Regions from separate parts of the Homo sapiens genome. Here region 2 is linked to region 1. Evidence: read pairs that join two places in POLR2A ChIA-PET (ENCODE). Cell type or tissue: endothelial cell of umbilical vein. All regions are shown on one strand. Each heading gives the region's core, and the rest is flanking DNA. Links, peaks and the distances in the headings are about the cores only.

Region 1 (5,371 bases), core at 232-5,231:
GTAAGAAAACTCCATCCTTCTGCTTGTTCAGACCACAACTTTAGAGTCATCCTCTTCTTTCCCTATACTTTACATATCATCTGTCAATAAACGCTGCTGTCTCTGCCTTCAAAATGTACTCAGACTCACCACTCCACCATGGCCACACCAATCTAAGCTACCACCATCCCTTCCCTGGATTGTTGCAATAACTGATCCCTCTATTGCTTCCCTTGCCTCTTACAGACTATTTTCATCCCGGCAGCCACAGTGCTCCTGTTAAAACCCATACAAGACCCTGTCATTCTTCTGCTCAAAAGCCATCACTTCCCATCTTATGCAAAGTAAAAGCCAATCTTTCCAGTGGCCTGTGAGATTGAGCATGAACTGACTCCTGGTCACCTCTCCAGCTTCATCTCTTCTTCCTGTTTTCACTCATTCTGCTCCAGACACATTGACCTCCTTACTGCTCCTCTAACATCTGGGAGAGCTCCGCTTCTGGTTAGGATGTAGAAATATATGAAAAGCCTTTGCTACAATGCTATCAACAAGAAAAACCTAGACAAAAATAAAAATCGTGCTTTTCTACTGAGCAGTGCAGGCATGGCCTTGATGAGTTGAATTCCACAAAGAAACAAGCCCTTTATAGATGAGCAGAAGGTCAGCACAGCTTTCACACCTGAGGATGTGCCTGGTCTGGCTACAGGTGGATGGAGAAACATGCCATAGGCAGGGGTTTTGTAAGGATAAGAAGAAATCAGCGAGCTGCGGCATGGGCTGGCAAGACAGATGACAATCTGGAAGAGGCCCAATATAAAAGCAGGTCATTTAGGCCGATAATTCTCTGTTCTCCACCCACCCCCATTCCTGAACTTTGCCACAACTGTGGCACTGGAGAAGGGGCTGGAAAGCAGAGAGTAATGACACGGTCCTGCTTAGATTCTGGGGCCCTGCTGGAGTAGAGTCCAAAGTTGAATCAAAATGATCTGAATCTGTACGCTACCCCCACCCAGCTCAATTACTGACAACTTGAAAAGGAGGCAGAAGCTTGGGATTGGGCTACTTACAGGTGAACACAATCTAATTAAAGCTGCAGTGCAGCCTTACCTCAATTCCACTGTCCGAGGAGTCCCAGTGATCAGCTTCAACCTAACCACCAGACAGGGGAAAGGAACTGCAATTTCTGAGAAGTAAACAAAAAGATATATTTTCATTTCTACTGTTCTTTTATACAAAATTTCTGGAATACAGTTTTGAGAAACAGGAGAGTAAGGAAAAGAAGCATGTGATCCATAATCAAGAGAAAATAGAGAAGCAGATCCACACATGATCCAGTTATTGGAGTTAGCAGACAAAAGCTTTAAAACGATTAATATGAATATGTTAAAGTTCACAGGAAAAGATAGCTATGATGGTTGAAGAGAGGGTTATTTTAGTAAAGAAATGTAAACTCTAAAAAAGAACCAAATGGAAATTCTACAACTAAATATATATATATATATGAACTAAATATATATATATATATATATATATATATATATATATATAAAATTCATTGGATGAGCTTAATAGCAAATTGGACACCACAGAAAAAGCATCAATGAACTTAAAGACAAGCCAATCAAAAGTATCCAAACTGATAAAAAGAGAGAAAAAAATTAATGACCACAGTACAGTGACCTGTGGGATAACAGCAGCTGTCCTAAGATTTGTGTAATTGCAGTCTCAGAAAGAGAACAAATAGCACCAATTGTTTTTCTACAGGAAGAAATAATAGTGAAAAATTTAAAATGTAACAAAAAGGATCAACCTACAGATTTAAACTAATTTTTTTTTTTTTTTTGAGACAGAGTCTCACTCTGTCAGCCAGGCTGGAGTGCAGTGGCGCAATCTCAGTTCAATGCAACCTCCACCTCCCATGTTCAAGCGATTCTCCTGTCTGAGCCTCCCAAGTAGCTGGGACTACAGGTGTGCGCCACCATGTCCAGCTAATTTTTGTATCTCTAGTAGAGACGGGGTTTCACCACGTTGGCAAGGCTGGTCTCGAACTCCTGACCTCAAGTGATCTGCCCACCTTGGCCTCCCAAAGTGCTGGGATTACAGACATGAGCCACCGCACCTGGCAGACCTACAGATTTTAAAAGGTCGTCAAACCCCAAGTGGGGTAAATACAAAGAAAAACACATCTAGACACATCACAGTCAAGTTGTTGAACCAAAGATAAAATGAAAATCTTAAAAGCAGCCAGAGAAAAAAGGAACATTACAATGATAAAAATGATGCCTAACTTCTCTTTAAAAACAATGCAAACCAGAAGACAATAAAATGACATACATGAAAAGAAAACCAGAAAATATAGAATTCTCTGTCCAAGAAAAATAGCTTTCACAAATGAAACAGAAATAAAGATATGTTTAGATAAACAACAGCTAAGGGAAATAATTTTCAACAGACATGTACTTCAAGAAATACTAAAAAAGCTGGGTGCAATTGTAGTCCCAGCTACTGGGAAGGCTGTGGCAGGAGGATCACTTGAGCCTAGAAGTTCAAGATCAACTTGGGCAACGTAGGGAGACTCCATCACAAGAAACAAGCAAGCAAAAAAAAAAAAAAGAAAGAAAGAGAGAGAGAGAGAAAAGAAAGAAGAAAGGAAGGAAGGAAGGAAAGAAAGAAAGAAAGAAAAAAGAAAGAAAGAAAAGAAAGAAAGAAAGAAAGAAAGAAAGAAAGAAAGAAAGAAAGAAAGAAAGAAAAAGAGAAAAGAAAGAAATACTAAAGGGAGTTCTTCAGGCTAGTGAGAAAAGATAGCATGATAGCAGTTGGAGGCTCAGATCTACCAGAAGGAATGAAGAGCATTGCAAATGGTAAGTATGTGGGTAAATATAGAAGACTATTTTAATTTATTTTGAATGACAATTGGCTTTTAAAAACACAAATAACAACCATATATTATGGGACTTATTACATGCACACAAGTAGAATAGATAATAGTCAAAGGATGGAAGGGGCAAATGGAAGTAAAATGGAATTTTCTTAAATTATTTGTGAAGTGGTATAATGTAGACCCAAAATAAACTCTAACAAGTTAAAGATGCACACTATGATCCCTAGAGCAATTATTAAAAATAAAACAAAGAGGTATAGCTAAAAAGCTACTAGAGGCTGCATGTGGTGGCTCACGCTTATAATCCCAGCACTTTGGGACGCTGAGGTGAGAGGGCTGCTTGAGGCCAGGAGTACGAGACCAGCCTGGATAACACAGCAAGACCCAGTCTCTACAAAAAATAAAAAATAAACTAGTCAGGCATGGTGGTGTATTCCTGTAGTCCCAGCTACTTGGGAGGCTGAGGCAAGAGGATTGCTTGAGCCCAGGAGGTTGAGGCTGCCGTGACCCGTGATTGTGCCACTGCACTCCAGCCTAGGTAAGAGATCAAGATGCTGTCTCTCTCTCACACGCACGCACACACACACACACACACACACACAAAAGGTCAACAGAGGCAACAAAATTGGATATTAAAAAACAATTGATCCAGCTGAGCACAGAGGCTCACGCCTATAATCCCAGCACTTTGGGAGACCAAGATAGGAGGATCACTTGAGCTCAGGAGTTCAAGACCAGCCTGGGTGACATAGTGAGACCCTGTCTCTACAAAAAATAAAAAATAAAGTAGCTGGGCCTGGTGGCGTGTGCCTGTAGTCCCAGCTACTTCAGAGGCCAAGACAGGAGGATCTCTCAATCCCAGGAAGTCGAAGCTGCAGTGAGGCATGAGTGCACCGCTGCACTCCATCCTGGGCAACAGAGCAAGCCTCTGTCTCAAAAAAGAAAAAAGTGCATTGCCACTAACCATCTGCATTGCCTTTAACCATACCCACTTCCCTGGCTCGGCCAAACACTTGAAGAGCACTGTGCTGAGTGCCTAGTACAGTGCTGCTCAAACCCTAATGAATTGCCCGGAGATCTTGTTACACAGAAAACTACATTTTGATTATCAAGGCTATTTGACTATCATGGTAGGGGAATCAGAGATGACCAAGACAAGGTCCCTGTCTTCCTTTGGCTTAAAATCCATACAAAACAGCATGGGGGAGAAGGTGAGCAGTGCCCAAAGGGTGGTGGAAAGACAACAGAGGAAGAATTTCACCGGTTTCAATAAAAAATGCATGATTTTGGTAGACACTTGACAGATTTAGTGAGTAAGGCCATTTGGTAAGAGAGAGAGTTGGGCTACACCAAAACTCAGAGAAGTGTAGATGAAGCCAGTGTCCATGCAACCCAGAAGAATACGCTACTGGGATCCTTTCTTTTTTTCGCTTTATTCTGATGGCAATTGCTGAAGGGGAAGAGACATGGCCCAGTCTTGGCATGGGCAATGTGGGTGTTTTACTGTAGGCAAAGAAGGCCCAGGATTGGCTGTGGGGCACCTCGGAGAAATAGGCCCTGAGTACCGGTTCAGGTGTGGACTCTTCTTACAAAGGGCAATGCAGAGAGGGCCGAGCAGCAAGCAAGAGCATGACTCATTATGACTTGTCTTGAATTCTTGTCATTTCTAAGTAGAGGGCTCTGCCTGCTTCTTTTCAATCAGGTCTGCTTTGATGGGTATAGATTTGGGTACAATCTTAAATCTAAAAACCTCCCTGATGCAGGGCTAAGTCAGGCCCCTCACTCAGTATCTGCACAGAGCAGTGTATTCATCAGGGTTCTTTTAGAGGGACAGAACTAATAAGGAGAGAGATATATATGTGTGTGTTATATATGTATACACATATAGAGAGAGGGGAGTTTATTAAGTATTAACTTCCATAATCACAAGGTCCCACAATGGGCTGTCTACCAGCTGAGGAGCAAGGAGAGCCAGTCCAAGTCCCAAAAATGAAGAACTTAGAGTCTGATGTTCGAGGGCCATAAGCATCCAGCACGGGCAAAAGATGGAGGCTGGGAGGCTGGGCCCATCTCGCTGCTTCACTTTTTTCTGCCTGCTTTATATTCACCGGCAGCCGATTAGATGGTGCCCACCCAATTAAGGGTGGCTCTGCCTTCCCCAGCCCACTGACTCAAATGTTAATCTCCTTTGGCAACACCCTCACAGACACATCCAGGATCAATATTGCATCCTTCAATCCAGCCAAGTTGACACTCGGTGTTAACCATCACGGGCCGGATCAGAGAATCATGGGATTTTAGAGTTCGTAGGCCCTTCTTGTGGCCCAACACTTTCTCTTTATGGTAAGGAAACACCCCAAACTCAAACTCTGGCATCGTGCTCCCCTTACTCTGGAGCTTAGACCCCTAGTATAGACTGCTCCCCAGTCCCTGTAGAAACCCGCCTCGAAGCCCTCAGCAAGGCAGCAGGGATAAAGAGAAAAGGGGTACAGCTTCTGCCTGGGGTGGAGG
Region 2 (5,371 bases), core at 154-5,153, 110 kb after region 1:
ACTCTGGGACAAAATCACAGGCGGAGGGGCTCCGAAACAGGCCCTAGCCGCTCTGGGGGTGCGGGTCTCCTGCCCTAGGACTCTCAGGCTAGAAAGTCCTCAGGACTCAGGACTGCGCAAGGGCTGACAAGGGAACTGGAATCCCTTAAATCCCGCTTTCCTGCCTGCGCAAGGGGCTACCCCAGCACAGTCTTGGGGCCCTGTCCACATGGGACAGATCATCCAAGGTGACAGGTTTTCCGACTCCCGCGTGGGCTCTCCAGGATGTGTGGGTGGGCACACGCGGCCCGCTCAGGTCCGGGAGAGTCGGCCCGCGGCTCTGGAGCGTGCATCTGCGATGCCAGTGAACGAGGTGATTACACACAGCCGGCGCTCAGCTGATTCTCCAGGTCGGGTCTCCGCGAGGCGGCCACTGGGCCGTGGAGCCGCAGGCAGGTCCCCGCGGCTGTGGCCAGGCCAGGGCCCGGAGGCGAAGGGCGGGCGGGAACTGGGGCCAAGCAGGTGGAGAGAAAGAGTTGAGCAGCACGGCGCCCCTCGGGCAGAGGGGCTCCTGGCCAAGGCCCCAGCGACACTTGGCAACTTCTCCCGCGCTCTGGGTTCGCCGCCGCGTCCTACCTGAGGCCACACCCTGAAATCAAAATCGCGGTCAGGTGAAGCCGGCGCTGCACCAACGTGTAAGCGCGGCCCCTCCTCGGCGTTCCCGCGCCGAGGTCCCTCCCGCGGAGGGCGGGCCCGGCTCCCACGACCTCTTCGAGCGTTCCTGGGCTTCCCGCTCCGCAGGTGGGTTCCCCGGCTGCCCCGGAGGTTCGCGGCGAGAGGACGGGCCTCCCAACACGCGCAGCCCCCTTCCTGGGTGCCCATGCCCCGAAGTTCGGGACCAGCCGGCGCCAGGCGAGGGGCCTTGGGCGCAGGCATCTGGAGCTCCGCGTCCCTGGAGCGGGACCTCCCTCCGCGGGCGCCCGCCCGGCGCGGGGCATTCGCGTCCCCGAGAGGGCGCAGCAGTGGGGCCTGCGAGCTGGGGCCGGGTGGCCGCGCCGGGTCGGAGTGTGGCTGGAGAGGGGCCGCCCCGGAAGCGGTGCTGCGCCCAACGTCCCCTTCTCCCCGTAAGCCCCGCAAGGAGCCTGCCGCCTCTTGCACCTGAGCCAGGAGTTCAGTCGGGAGGCGGGCGCGGAGCGGTTCCCAGCGCCTGGACGTCAGCCAGTCGCAACACCCGCGGGAACACTTGCTACATTTGCCATAATGCATTTCTGATCTGTTTCCGCGCAGGCCTGCGGAGGACTGGCCCAGCAAGGTCCCAGGTCTTCCCTCTCCTCAGCGCCTAAGAGAGAGGCCCAGTGCGGGTGAGGAGTCGCGAGGAAGAGGCGGAAGGCGCCGGAAGGTGAGTGAGCGAGCGGCCCCCGGCCCTAGAGCCTTCTGCACCCATTTTGAAGAGCAGGCAGGGAGGGACAGTGGGCAGGCAGGTGGCCCTCCTGGGCTGGCTCCTTCCTGGTACTGCTAGGCAGCGGAGGTGGTCCCTTCCAGGTGCCGTCTCTCGATCCTTAGTGGGTGCATGTTAAGTCACTTACACCACTTTGCCCCATGGCCCCACGGTAGGCTGGTAGACGTCAAGACCTCAAATGGCCCGCCCTGCCCCCGGGCCCATCTTCAGGTCTGATGCCTGTCCTGGGTGAGGGTGTCACCGCGGCAGAGTGCAGGGAATTCATGCCGGGGAAGAGGTTCCCAAACAGGAAGGGTGGTGGCAGGCCCAGTGGCTGTGCAGGGCAGGGTGGGAGGCAGCCGTGGGAGACTCCCGCAGGAGTTACAGGTGAAGCTGCCGCTCCACACATCCCAGCCCACCGCTCATTCCCCAGATCTCCAGACCTGCTCAGGTGGCATCCGATCTGGAGTGTAGGTGCTGCTGGGAGCACTGGAGGCTAAGCCATGAAGAGCTCCCAGGGTGTAGGTTGCGTTTTCTGTATCTTGCCCCATTCTGGTGGTTTTTTGGGGGCTTTTCTGACTTGTTTTTCTGGGTGAAGGGGGCAGAGGGGCTCAGGTCTGTGTCCATGCTCGTTTTTGGTGGCCGGTGTGGCATAGGTTGCCGCATTGGATAAGAAAACGCCTGGTTCCATGCAAGGTGAGGTTCAGCCTGCAGTGCCATGAATTCTCCTCCATAGTATATAGGACAGTGGCCGAAGACACATTTGGAACCGAAGAGAGTGGGGTTTGAATCTATCCAGACTTTGCCTTTGACTCCTTAGACAAGTTGCTTCACTTCTCTACAAACTTATAAATGGCCTCATCTGTAAAATGGGAATGCGAATGCCTTCCTCCTCATTAGGCGGTTGTGGGGAGTAACTGCCTCATCAGCCTCCAGCTGCTATGTTGGGAAGGGCTAAGCCACTCCAAGTTCTCCCATCCTGGAGAGCTTTGAGGGCAGTCTGGCTGTTTGGCAAGCTATTGTCAGAGGGTATTAGAGCAAAGCAATAGGAATAAAGTAAAGGTAGGGGTCCTTGGAGGGCGAGTAGTGAGAGACCCTAATTCAGGGTCTCTGGACCTCGTGGTGACCCAGGGAAGGGGCCATTCCTGGAAGAGGATCTGGCTTGGGCATCAGAAACAGCAGCGCCCCCTGCACATCACACATGTTCATGTGTTCATGGGTGACCCTGGAACCTCAACTGTTGCCTGGGATAGAGGGAGCCTCTGGCTTGAGCTTCCAGTCCCATCTCTGTTCTGCATAGCTGTGTGATCCAGAGCAGGTCACTTGACTTCTCTGGGCACTGGGCATTGTGGATGAGCCTGGAGTTTGGAGTCGGAGAGATCTGACTTTGAATCCCAGCTCCACACTTACTGTCTTGGACAATTACTTCTCTCTGAGCCTCAGTTTCTTCATCTGTAAAACAGAGCTCGCAGTAGCTACAATTAGCCATTAGATGTACTAATAAAAAGCACCTAGCACAGTCTATCCATGTGGTGGGCACTTTATAAGCATACCTTTCTTTTCTTGCCTCCTCCTTCTCTCTCCAGCTCCCTGCTGTCTTTAAAATGGGCCCAGGAAAGCAGGTTCAGCCCAACTCACAATGGTGTTGTGAGTGTAAAGTTGTGAGTGTTAAGGAGGTGAAATAGAGGTCTGGAAAGTTAAGAGCTGTAGAAAAAAAGGCAATCTTGTGATTAGGGATGCCAGAGGTTCCTTCTGCTTAGCATAGGGTTCCAATGCCAGAGGTTCCAATGCTTAGCATAGGGTCCTAGCTAGGCATTGAGGACCCTATGCTAAGGACTCAGACCTCTGTGTGCAGAGGCTGTTGAGAATCTAGGGTAGGCCGGGCGCGGTGGCTCACGCCTGTTGACACAAGTGACTGAATGAGCTGTATTACTGTATTCTTTTAAACAGCAGCCCATTATCTCTCCCCTGGGGATTCACTGGGGCCAGTGGTATGGGAATAGTGACAAAGGCAGAGAGCCCAAACATTTTGGCAGGTTGCATGTCATGCTGTCTGCCCTGGCCCATGCTGCATCTGTCTGGGTCCCTCAAGTGGGACAGCAGAGCCTCAGGGTCCTGCTCATCCTCCCAGGGCCTCTCCGCACTTCAGCACACTGACCCTGAGCAGGTTGTTTGAATCTTGTGGGCATCCACATGAGGGCCACAACCTGCGTCTAGGACCCTCCTCCCCCGCAGGTGACAGCTGAGCAGAAAAGCAGATGAAATTTCCTTCCCCCGTGTATTTTGGGAGCCAGGATAGGGTGCTGGGGTGCCACCTCTCCTGACTCTCAAGTCACGTGAAGAGGAGCAGATGGCAGACTCGGACCCCAGTAGAGGCTGAGGTGAGACAGAGTTCAGCTCCACACAAGGATCAGCGAGGGGACAGAGGGGACAGAAGGCAGGGGCTGCAGGGGGAGCTTTTCATCGCTGAATGAGTTCTAGCAGAGTGCGGGCAGCCTCCTGTTGGGAATGCCAGAGGGACTGAACTTTGGGCCAAGGGGAAGGTCAGACCCCGTCAGGAGTGCCACAGATCCTGCACTACCATCTCTTCTGGCTGCAGAAGGTTGGCCTAGAGCAACACCTGTTTGGAAGAAGCAAACTAAACCACACAGGAGTGAGGATTTCCTCTCGTTTACCATGGTCCCCAGAGCCTGGAGTAGAGTAGGTCCATAATAGATACTTTCTGAATAAAGGAATACTATAATTTCCCAGCTGGGCACGGTGGTATGCTCCTCTAGTCCTGACCACTCAAGCGACTGAGGTGGGAGGGTGGGTTGAGGCCAGACGTTCGAGGCTGCAGTAAGCTCTGATCGCGCCACTGCATTTCAGCCTGGGCGACTGAGTGAGACTCTGTCTCTAAAAAAAAATTTTTTTTTTGAAACAAACTTCTGAAAGTAAAGTTTGAGAAAAATCCTTCTGGCCAATGAGAATATTCCAGTGAAAGGCTGTCTTCTGTTCGCGGTAATTCTCAGCCAAGGGGTCAGGTGAGGCCTGTCACCTGTCAGAATGTGTGTGGGATGACAGTTCCCAAAGGGGGTTACAAAGAGGTCAAGAAACCCTGCTGCAGGTCTCAGCATGTCAGGGCCCAGCCCTGGAGGTGACAGGGTCCTCTGGAGGCCACTCTGACAGGTTGGTGATGGTAGTAGAGTGCTTTCCTAAGTTTTGTAGCACTCGGGGCTCACCTCTGTCTTGGGGCTGTGATTCTAGGATAGGCCCTTCCCCAGAGTGTCTTGGATGGGCCTGAGAATAACAGAGGGTGGTGGTAGGAGCAGATGGCCACTGCAGCCAAGTTCACATCAGGTCCTGGGTCAGACTCGTGTCTGCCCCTTCTTTGCCTCTCGGCTTGAATGAGTCACTTAGTCTCTCCTTCTCTGCATAATGGAGACAGTACTAGTGCTACCTCACAGGCTTGTGGCGAGGAGATCACATGTGTGAAATGCTCAGCCCAGAGCCTGCTACTTCCGTCTTATGCTAGGCTCTTCCTGAGTGACGACCGTGAGAAATATCCAAAGCTCCTCCGTGAGCAGGAACAGATGCTCCCCCTCACTGTGCCTGGAGAAGCTGGCAGAGGTGAATTAATCCATCCCTTGTCATCTACAAAAATGTCGAGGCCTACGTAAGGCGAGTAGGCCAAGGTCACAAGCCGGGACTTAGGAACACCAAGCCCAAGGTCCACGCTGAGCCAGCACTCGGGCTTGTGGCCCAGGACTTGAGCCCTGGTAAGCAGACCCTGAGCCTCACTGTGAGAAAGCCTGGGCCTGCCGCCCCCCTCTCACCCCCTGGCACCTTGAGCAACCCAGGAGCTGGCCCACTAGGCAGCGGCCTCCTCTCTTCCCAGTCGCCCGCAAATGGCAGGGAATTCCACCAGCTTCATTTCTAACAGCTTCCCAGCAATCCCAGCGCTTACACAGCCAG

What was found. Peaks named below come from ENCODE experiments on the same cell type or tissue, not always from the same donor. Only the 100,000 strongest peaks of a DNase experiment are listed, where the experiment ranks them.
Region 2: POLR2A ChIA-PET joins it to region 1 with 6 read pairs; 2 of 35 experiments call an interaction of 5 or more read pairs at or near these places.

The regions. Positions count from the first base shown.
Region 1 is chr15:40,141,750-40,147,120 of GRCh38, forward strand. No RefSeq gene overlaps it. Among named protein-coding and RNA genes, the nearest start is that of BUB1B, 17 kb to the right of the region's middle. In endothelial cell of umbilical vein, for the core only: no CTCF peak of the experiment used is centred there; no DNase peak of the experiment used is centred there; H3K27me3 peaks cover 537 bases.
Region 2 is chr15:40,251,912-40,257,282 of GRCh38, forward strand. BUB1B-PAK6 (BUB1B-PAK6 readthrough) reads left to right here. Exons shown (of 10, transcript NM_001128629.3): 2 at 1,267-1,378. It overlaps PAK6 (p21 (RAC1) activated kinase 6), which reads left to right. Exons shown (of 11, transcript NM_001395430.1): 3 at 1,267-1,378. PAK6-AS1 (PAK6 antisense RNA 1) reads right to left here and starts at 1,048. Exons shown (of 2, transcript NR_168270.1): 1 at 747-1,048; 2 at 1-628. RefSeq lists a silencer at 1,030-1,119 and enhancers at 4,585-4,634, 4,708-5,371. In endothelial cell of umbilical vein, for the core only: no CTCF peak of the experiment used is centred there; no DNase peak of the experiment used is centred there; H3K4me3 peaks cover 723 bases; H3K27me3 peaks cover 2,864 bases.